2 separate regions of the Homo sapiens genome follow, and region 2 is linked to region 1. Evidence: chromatin loops called from intact Hi-C (ENCODE). Cell type or tissue: Caco-2. All regions are shown on one strand. Each heading gives the region's core, and the rest is flanking DNA. Links, peaks and the distances in the headings are about the cores only.

Region 1 (4,388 bases), core at 275-4,274:
TGCGATGATGAGGAAGTGAGGCTTAGTGCCCACTCTGTATCAGCGCGGCTGAGACTGAGTGAGGTCGCAACACCCTGTGAGGCGAGCTTCACCAGCATCCCATTTCACAGTGAGAAACTGAGACTCACAGAGCTTCAGTGGTTTGCGAGTGCTGTAGCCAGAATTCAATACCTGTGTTCAATAGACTCTTTGGGGGTGAAAAAAGGATGACATGCAAATTCGTGAAGCGTTCCATATTTAAAAAAAAAAGATTAAAATTTTTTTAGAGACAGGGTCTTGCTCTGTCACCCAGGCTGGAATGGAGGGTGCAATCCTAGTTCACTGTAGCCTTGAACTCCTGGGCTCAAGTGATCCTCCCGCCTCAGTCTCCTGAGTAGCTGGGACTACAGGTGTGCACCACCACACCTGATTAATTTTGCTTTTGTAGAAATAAGATCTCGCTATGTTGCTCAGGCTGGCCTTGAACTCCTGGCCTCAAGCCATCCTCCCTCCTGGGCTTTCCAAAGCTCTGTGATTACTGGTGTGACTTTCTCCCTTTCTTATCCTTTATGATGTTTAGTTAGTAAATACCTGTAGCAATCCAGACTGGGCCTGTTTAAAATCTCCATCTCACACCTGGTTCAGTGCAGCCTGCTCTCTTCTCACCCCTGCTGCTGGGGCCAGTGAGAGTCAAGGAGGGAATGGACACACATCTCTACTCACTTCCCTACACGGTCACAAGGACTGCACCTCCAGGGGCATGGGTGGCCCCTAGAGCAGTGCAGTGTGACATTACTCTTCACTGGGGACAGGCAGCCTGGCCGACTTGTGCCCCATCACCTATCCCCTGGCTGACAGCTCGCCCCTGTGGTGATTCTCTCTTCTGCTTCTCTCCCCCAACCATCTGTTTGTGTAAACTACGGGCAAGGATGAGTCCTGGGTGATGGCTTACAACAAGCCCAGGAGGAGTTGTCTGGTCCTCATTGTTTGGGAACTCTAGAATGTGGGGTACCTGCTGACCCTGGCCTTTGGTTGCCTTTTTTTTTTTTTTTTTTTTTTTTTGAGATAGAGTCTGGCTCCGTCGCCCAGCCTGGAGTGCTGTGGCACGATCTCGGCTCACTGCAACCTCCACCTCCCAGGTTCAAGCGATTCTCCTGCCTCAGCCTCCTGAGCAGCTGGGATTACAGGCACGTGCCACCACGCCAGGCTAATTTTTGTATTTTTAGTAGAGATGGGGTTTCATCATATTGGCCATGCAGGTCTTGAACTCCTGACCTCAAGCGATCCCCCCACCTTGGCCTCCCAAAGTGCTGCAATTATAGGTGTGAGCCACTGCGCCCGGCTGGTTGCCAGTTTTGAGGCAGTGGGAAAAGCCCCTTCTCACATGTGCATGTGGCAGTGGCTGCTTATGACAGGGCTGGAAGGCAGCTCTCTCTGTCTCAAATCTGCTGTGTCCAGGGGTGTGAGGGTTGCCCTTTGCTGCCTGAGATCCTCTTTCCTCAGGGCCCTGGCTCCGGGCCTGCGGTCAGACCAACGTGTCCTGCAGGGTGGTGAAGGGGAAGCTGGTAGAGGTAGGCAAGTGGCCATGGCAGGTGAGCATCCTTTTCCTGGGCACGTACATCTGCAGTGGCTCCCTCATCCACCACCAGTGGGTCCTCACGGCTGCGCACTGCTTGCAGAGGTCAGTCAGCGGGGGCTGGGGACTTTGCTTTCTGGCCTGGGGAGTCCCTGGTGAATCTAGGGATCTGGGAGCAGGGGGCCTGGCTGGGTGGTCCTGAGCTCAGGGCCTGTCTCCTCCTTTACTTATGGCCTTACCATTGGCGACCTGCCTCCTACCCATGGTCCTGCAGATTCAAGGACCTCAGCCTGTACTCCGTGATGGTGGGAGTCCACCAGCGCCCAGAAAATAGCACTCAGCTCCCGCTCACTCGCATGGTGATTCATAAGGATTTCAGCAATCTCATGTCTCAGGACATTGCCCTCCTAAAGCTCAGGGACTCCATCTCGTGGTCCCCCTTCGTCCAGCCTGTCTGCCTCCCTAACATCAAATTCAAGCCATCCATTGGAAGCATGTGCTGGGTAATCGGCTGGGGAACTACAGGGAAAAAAGGTGAGTGAAGGCTGGCAGAGGTTACAAGACACTCGCCTCCTCAGAACACAGCCCCATCACGGGCTCCTTCATTCATTCCTTTATTCACTCATTCACTCAGGCAGCAAACATTTCCTGACCTCTTAATACAAAGATGTACCCAGTGCTCTAGTGTAAAAGACACATGTGACCTGCATGGACCTCAGTTCCCAAAGTGAAGTTAAATGAAATGCCAAGTGCTTACCCTGCAGCATGGCAGGAAGTGAATTCTTGGTTATTAATGGAGTTCCCATTAATGGCATGAGGGCCACGATCTCAGGACATACTGAGGTATTGAGGTTTCTCTATCCATCTTGTGTACTGGTTATCCTGAGGTACCCCCAAATTCCTGGAGGTCCGGCCCCTGTTGGTGCTCTCCTTGGGTCCTAGAATCTGGGAGGCTTTGTGGGGGCCTGCTTTCCAGGGGGTGCCGTCTTGGGGCTCTAGGGTCTTGGCACCTTGCCGGTGGCCATGGGGCAGAACTGAACTCTTCACCCTCATGGAACCTGAATTCCTGGAGAAATCCCCTCTTGTCCTATTTGTCCTTTGGTGCCTGGATATCACTCCAAGCCCCTTGGGACACTTTTGTGTAGTCTTTTTTAATGAGCTGGGCTGTTTCAAAAGTTAGGCTGTGGGCTGGGGCCTTTATCAATCACCATCCCAGGAAATGGCCCTCCCTCCCACCTTAGCAAACGTGGACAACTCTGTGATGGGGATGTGCCGAAAAGCAGAGGGGATGACAAGGCTGGCTCTCTGTTTCCTCAGTGACCCCAAGTACCCCCTACAGTCTTCAGGAGGAACCAAGAGGTGGAGGTTGCAGTGAGCCGAGACTGTGCTACTGCACTCCAGCCTGGGTGACAGAGTGAGACTGTCTCAAAAAAAAAAAAAGACACATGCCACGTATGTTTATTGCAGCACTATTTACAATAGCAAAGACATAGAACCAACCTAAATAGCCCCATCAATGATAGACTGGATAAAGAAAACGTAGTACATATACACCATGGAATACTATGCAGCCATAAAAAGAATGAGATTGTGTCCTTTGCAGGGACATGGATAAAGCTGGAAGCCATGATCTTCAGCAAACTAACACAGGAACAGAAAACCTAACCACCGTATGTTCTCACTCATAAGTGGGAGTTGCACAATGAGAACACATGGACACAGGGAGGGGAACAACACACACCAAGGTCTGTCGGAGGGTAGGGGGCAAGGGGAGGGAGAGCATTAGGACAAATACCTAATGCATGTAGGGCTTAAAACCTAGATCATGGGTTGATAGGTGCAGCAAACCACCATGGCACACCATACCTATGTAACAAACCTGCACGTTCTGCACATGTATCCGAAACTTAAAGTAAAATAAAAAAAGAAAAGAAAAAAGAAAAGAAAAGAAAAGAAAAGAAAATCTCCTTCCCCTGGGCTTCCATTTAGCCTGTAAAATAAGGGTAAAATACTCTTGTCCCTGTCCACAGTGAAGGTAGTGATGGCAGTCCTTCTCAGGTTAGTTTACCACTTCTGGGCATCAGCTACATGCCCAGATGTGGGCCATGTGCGGGCAGAACCTGTTTTGCATAAGTGACATTCATTCTGCCAGCACAGAATGAATACTTCTGCCACCTGCCACTTGCACCTTCTATTCAACATTGGTTTTGAGATTTATTCATATGGATACGTGCAGGTTTTATGCATTAAATGCTCTACAATATTCTCTTTTGTGAATATGCCGCAATTTACCCAAGCTCTTGTTTATTAACATTGAGGGAGTTTCCAATTTTTTCATATCAGAAACTCTGCTGCTACTCTAAGTATTCTCACACACACCTCCCTATTTACATGTTCCACAATTTCTCAGCAAGATGTATCTGCACAGGAGTGCTGGGTCATAGGCTATGTTTACCTTCATCTTTAATAGTCATGGTCAAATTGTTTTCCAAAGTGATCGTATTAATTTATATTCTAACAGTAGTATTTGAGAGTTCCTTGCTCCATTTCTTGCCAGCGTTTGGTATTGTCAGACTATAAAATGTTTTCCATTCCAATGGACGGGAAATAGCACCCGTTGCGGTTGTAATGTGCACGTCCCCAGTTACTAATGCGGTTGTGCAGTTCACATGTTAATTCACCATTTGTGATTCCTCTTCTATGAGCACTTATTCATATACTTTGGATATTTTACTATTGTTTTCCTTTTTCTTTTTTTATTTTTTAATATTCTGGATACAAGTTCTATGTTCATTGTGTATACTGCAAAATCTTCTCCCAGTTTCCCATGTAT
Region 2 (4,388 bases), core at 150-4,149, 160 kb before region 1:
CCTGCCTCAGCCTCCCGAGTAGCTGGGATTACAGGCATGCGCCACCATGCCTGGCTAATTTTGTATTTTTAGTAGAGATGGGGTTTCTCCATGTTGGTCAGGCTGGTCTCAAACTCCTGACCTCAGGTGATCTGCCTGCCTCGGCCTCCCAAAGTGCTGGGATTACAGGCATGAGCCACTGCACCCGGCCCATCAGTGGTTGTTGGTTCCTGCAGGGACAGGTGTGCCCCAAGCAGGAAAATTCAGGCTTTGGAGCACTCTGGAGAAAATGTATTTCTGTGGGCTGTACCCACCTCATAGAATTTACTATGGCCTCTGCGATACAGGTACTGGCACTGGCCCCATTTTCCAGATGGGCTGACAGAGGCCAAGAGAGGTAGGCAACTTGCTGAGGTCATACAACACAGGGCCCTGTCCTCTTCAAGTGCTCAGCCCCAGGCCAGGCCTCTCGCCTTTCTCTCTGCTCTTGGAACCACCTTCCAGGTGTCTCTGAAGAAGGGCAAGTACCCAGACTAACTCTCCCTCAGCTGGGAGGCTCCCTGTGTGCCCCTTCCCCTGGGATCATGGACAGGAGGCAGGAGGTCTGGTTTCTAGTGCCAGCTGGACTCCAAGGAGCTGCTGACCTCACGCAGGTGTCCCAAGTCTTTCTATTTCCATTTCCTCATTGGGAAGTTGGGATTAACCACATTGGCCCATGCTTCTACCACCACTCAATGCCTGCCCTGAGTACCTGCTGTGAGACTCCCACGGCCACTGCTGGGGGAGATCGATTCCCCAAATCTAAGTGCTAATGGTGGGATTCAAAGTAGGGTGACATCCCACTTTGGAGCCCCAGCCTCACTGCAGGGAGGCTAAGTGACCTTGGAGGGTCCCCAGCCTCTGTATCTTCCACATTCCACTCCCAGCTTGCAGCCCCCTTCTCTCCCTCTGTAGGGCTCCAACCACAGGACTCTCCAGCCACCCTGGAAGGCTGCCTTGATGGCTGGACCCGCCCTGGCTTGGTGAAAGGCTCTCTGTCCTGGGCGCCATATTCCCAGCCCCACCCAGCCAGGCCCACAATTCCCTCTGGTCCCCAGGGAGCCACAGGGTGACCACAGCCTCCCAGATGTGGCCCATCTGGAATCTGCTGCCCACCCGGCCGGCTGAAACCGGCCCTGTGGCCAAAGCCTGGGCTCTGTCTGCCTTTCCTCATCTGCTTCCCTCCCTTCTCTTCTCCCCTCCTTGTCCCACTGCCTCTGGCCCCACCCTCTGCCACTGCCCTCCTCTCCTTCTCTATTTCTGTGGCCCTATCCACTATGTGTCCCCATGTACCTCCTCTGACACACTGAGCCCAGACTTCAGTGTGTGCCTCCTGGTCCCCTCTATCTCTGTGACTGTCTCTCCCTGCCTCTGTTGATCTCTGTCTCCATGCCTCTCCCCGTCTTTCTCTGTCACTATCTGTCTGTCTTTGTGTATCTCTCCCTGCCTCTCTGTCCCCCAGGGTTCTCTGTCATCTCTCTTTCTCTCCATGGGTGGGACCGTAGCCCTGGGTCCACTCTTGGTGTGGTGCTGGAGAGTTCTCTGTTCATCTCTTTCTGAGGCCTGAGCCATCTAGCTCCCCTTCCTTCCCACTACACTCTGTCTTCTCCCAGCCCCTTGCCTGGGGATGTGGCTGCAGCCTTTTACTTTCTATAAGAGCCAAGAAGCATGAGCTCACATCAGAGGGACAGTGCAATGGGGGTGGGTGGATCCAAGCCCATGCCAGCTGGATGCATGGAAGCAGAGACGTACCTCGGTACCTGCTGCCAGTGGGTGCCTCCTTGTCCTCCTCAGACTCAGGGTAGAGCTTCCCAGATGCCTTATCTTTCCTGGGCTTCCCTGATGTGGACGCAGATGTCCATCCCTTGTCTGATTCCATTATGCTGGCTGGAGAAACCAGGGTGGTAATGATGGCTGTCAGCTGTGCTACAACAGGAGACCCAGGGTACTCTTTGGCCTCAGACTCCCCCTTTGTACAATGGGGGGGTTGTCTCCTGCCCTGGTGACACCTAGGCTGTTGGGAGATCTGAGACGATGGGTGAGGAGGTGTTTAACAAAGTGTAAAGTGCTTGCCAGGTGAAGTAATAAGAGGAGGTGGAGATTGTCCCCCAGGGTTGGAATGGGAGTGCAGGATCAGCTAGTGGGGTGAGCACTAAACTGGGCAAGACAGAGCAGAGGTGGTATCCTCCCACCCAGGAGTCAGGAGTGGGTGGGGGCCAAGGCCACGCAGCAGTGAAGGCCCCACCAGGGGGCGCACGGTGAAAGCAGACAGAGTGGGTGATGTCAATGGACAGGTTACATAGCGAAAATTAAGTCTGGCCTGAGTGCTGTGCAGGTAAAGAAGCTGGTGGTGAGAAGACAAGAGCAAGGTGGTACAGTCAAGAGTGGACAGAGAAGACCACCCCATCCCCTGCCCTGGATCCTCAAGTATGTGGTTCACAGCTTCCACAGTGGCCGTTGAGATGCCTAATCTGAGATGGAGCCTGGCCTCTCTTCTCATTGGAGAGATGCTGGACGTTTTTTTTTTTTGTTTGTTTGTTTTTTTTGTTTTTTTTTTTGAGACAAGGTCTCCCTCTATCGCCCAGCCTGGAGTGCAGTGACATGATCACAAATTACTGCAGCCTCAAATTCCTGTGCTCAAGTGATCCTCCCACCTTAGCCTCCCCTATAGCTGGGACTACAGGTGTGCACCACCATACCTCGCTAATTTTTAAATTTTTTTTTTAGAGATGGGGTCTCACTATGTTGCCCAGGCTGGAGAGGTCTTTCTTCCTAGCCACAAAGTCTTCCTCATTTTCTGACTTGTATTCCTTCAGCCACCGCCCAAGCTAGGCCCCCCTGGTCCTTACATGTCGGGTCTGTGGCAATGATGGGAAGCTGAGTCCAAGCAGCCTGGACTGGGATGAGAATGACTGTGCTCATTTTCCTGCCTCCACCCTCGGGCCTCAGTGTGGGGATGTGGGTAGCAGGGTGGGGTACAGTAGGAAGCGAGAGGCTCCATGGTGGATGATGAGGGGCAAAGAGAGGCTCCTCCAGGCTTTCACAATTAAGAAGAGGGGCTGGGTTCAGGACCCAGAATGAGGGGGCCCATCTGACCCCCCAGATCTCGATGTGACTGGGAGCCACTGTTGGGGCTGGCATCGGTGGGGCTGTGACTGCAGAGACCATGTGAGTCTCTGTGAGTGTGAGCAAAATCTGTGTGCCACAGAGTGTGTTTGTCATTGTGTGCTTGTGTTCTGGGCGATCACCAGCCTCAACCCCTGCAGAACCCTAAGGGCTTGTCAGGGGAGGAAGCGGCTCCTCTCCTTCAGTCAGTTGGGGTCTGGGCCTCTTCAGTTGATGAGATTAACCCGACAGCTATCAGTCTGAGTGCTGGTTGTGGGCAACACAGGGACCTGAGCTCGAGACTTAGGACAAGCCATGGATGCCCGAGCCTGCTGACTCCACTCTTGCACCACGCACCCCACTTTGGTTCTCACTTTGGCCTGGCCCCCTTTACCTAAGTCCGCCCCCACAGAGAGCCTTCACCTGGCTCTGTATCCTGGGTCCCGCCCTTGACTGGCCCCTCCCTCACCTGACCTCATCCCCAGACCCTCTTCCTTTGACCCCCACCTGGCCTCTGCAGGACCTCCTTGAGCCGTTTTTCGCACTGGGCCTGAGCACGGTGCAGCAGGAAGATCTGTTCCTCTTTAGTCATGACGTCATCTGCATCCACCTGCCAAGCCGAAGGTCAGACCACAGGCAGGACTTTCCGGCGCAGCAGCAGGTCCCAGAGACATCCCAATTTCCCAGAGGGACTACCCCCTTTCAAAAGGCCCTGACTCTAGAGGGAAGGTGGGATTTCCCCTGCATGTGGGGAATCTGCTCTATGGAGCTCACACCTTACAGATGGGAAGCTGTGGCTCTGAGGGGTAGGGCCTGCCTGATCGAAGGGAAAAAGCAGGGGCTCTCTCCTGCCTGCCCGCCAGTAACCCTGTAGGCTGCAGTCACTGATATTCTCTGTCCAGTCCTTTCCCCAGGGGTACATGGGACTGGAATGGAATGTCCCAGGATGGATCCACACAGGATCCTGGCTGCCTGCTGGGGACATGAGTCGGGGGCAGGGGGTGGATAAGGAGTGGTGAACTGTGGGGAGACAAACCCAGCCTGGAGTCCTTCAAGTCCTGGCACCCTGGGGGGTCTTGGGAGTCACCAGTTTCCATCTTGGCCCAGCTCCCCAGTCAATGCTGTCCCCAGTGAACGGTGAGTGCCTCAATGCCTCCCCTCCTTACAATCCCAAGAGAGAGAAAGAGAGGATGGAGGAACTGTTGGCATGCGGCCTGGGTTGGGCTGGGCACTCTGGTGCTGGCTGGGGGTGGGAGTCCCTCTCA

What was found. A loop is a pair of places that touch in the nucleus more often than their neighbours do. Peaks named below come from ENCODE experiments on the same cell type or tissue, not always from the same donor. Only the 100,000 strongest peaks of a DNase experiment are listed, where the experiment ranks them.
Region 2: it touches region 1 in a loop (15-fold over the local background); 1 of 110 quality-filtered maps calls a loop at or near these places.

Annotation. Positions count from the first base shown.
Region 1 is chr3:46,731,337-46,735,724 of GRCh38, reverse strand. It overlaps the pseudogene PRSS46P. Among named protein-coding and RNA genes, the nearest start is that of PRSS50, 16 kb to the right of the region's middle. In Caco-2, for the core only: no CTCF peak of the experiment used is centred there; a DNase peak (open chromatin) is centred at 1,965.
Region 2 is chr3:46,893,252-46,897,639 of GRCh38, reverse strand. It overlaps PTH1R (parathyroid hormone 1 receptor), which reads right to left. Exons shown (of 16, transcript NM_000316.3): 4 at 3,631-3,733; 5 at 1,771-1,905. Among named protein-coding and RNA genes, the nearest start is that of PTH1R, 18 kb to the right of the region's middle. In Caco-2, for the core only: a CTCF peak has its summit at 2,253 (motif pointing right); a DNase peak (open chromatin) is centred at 2,279.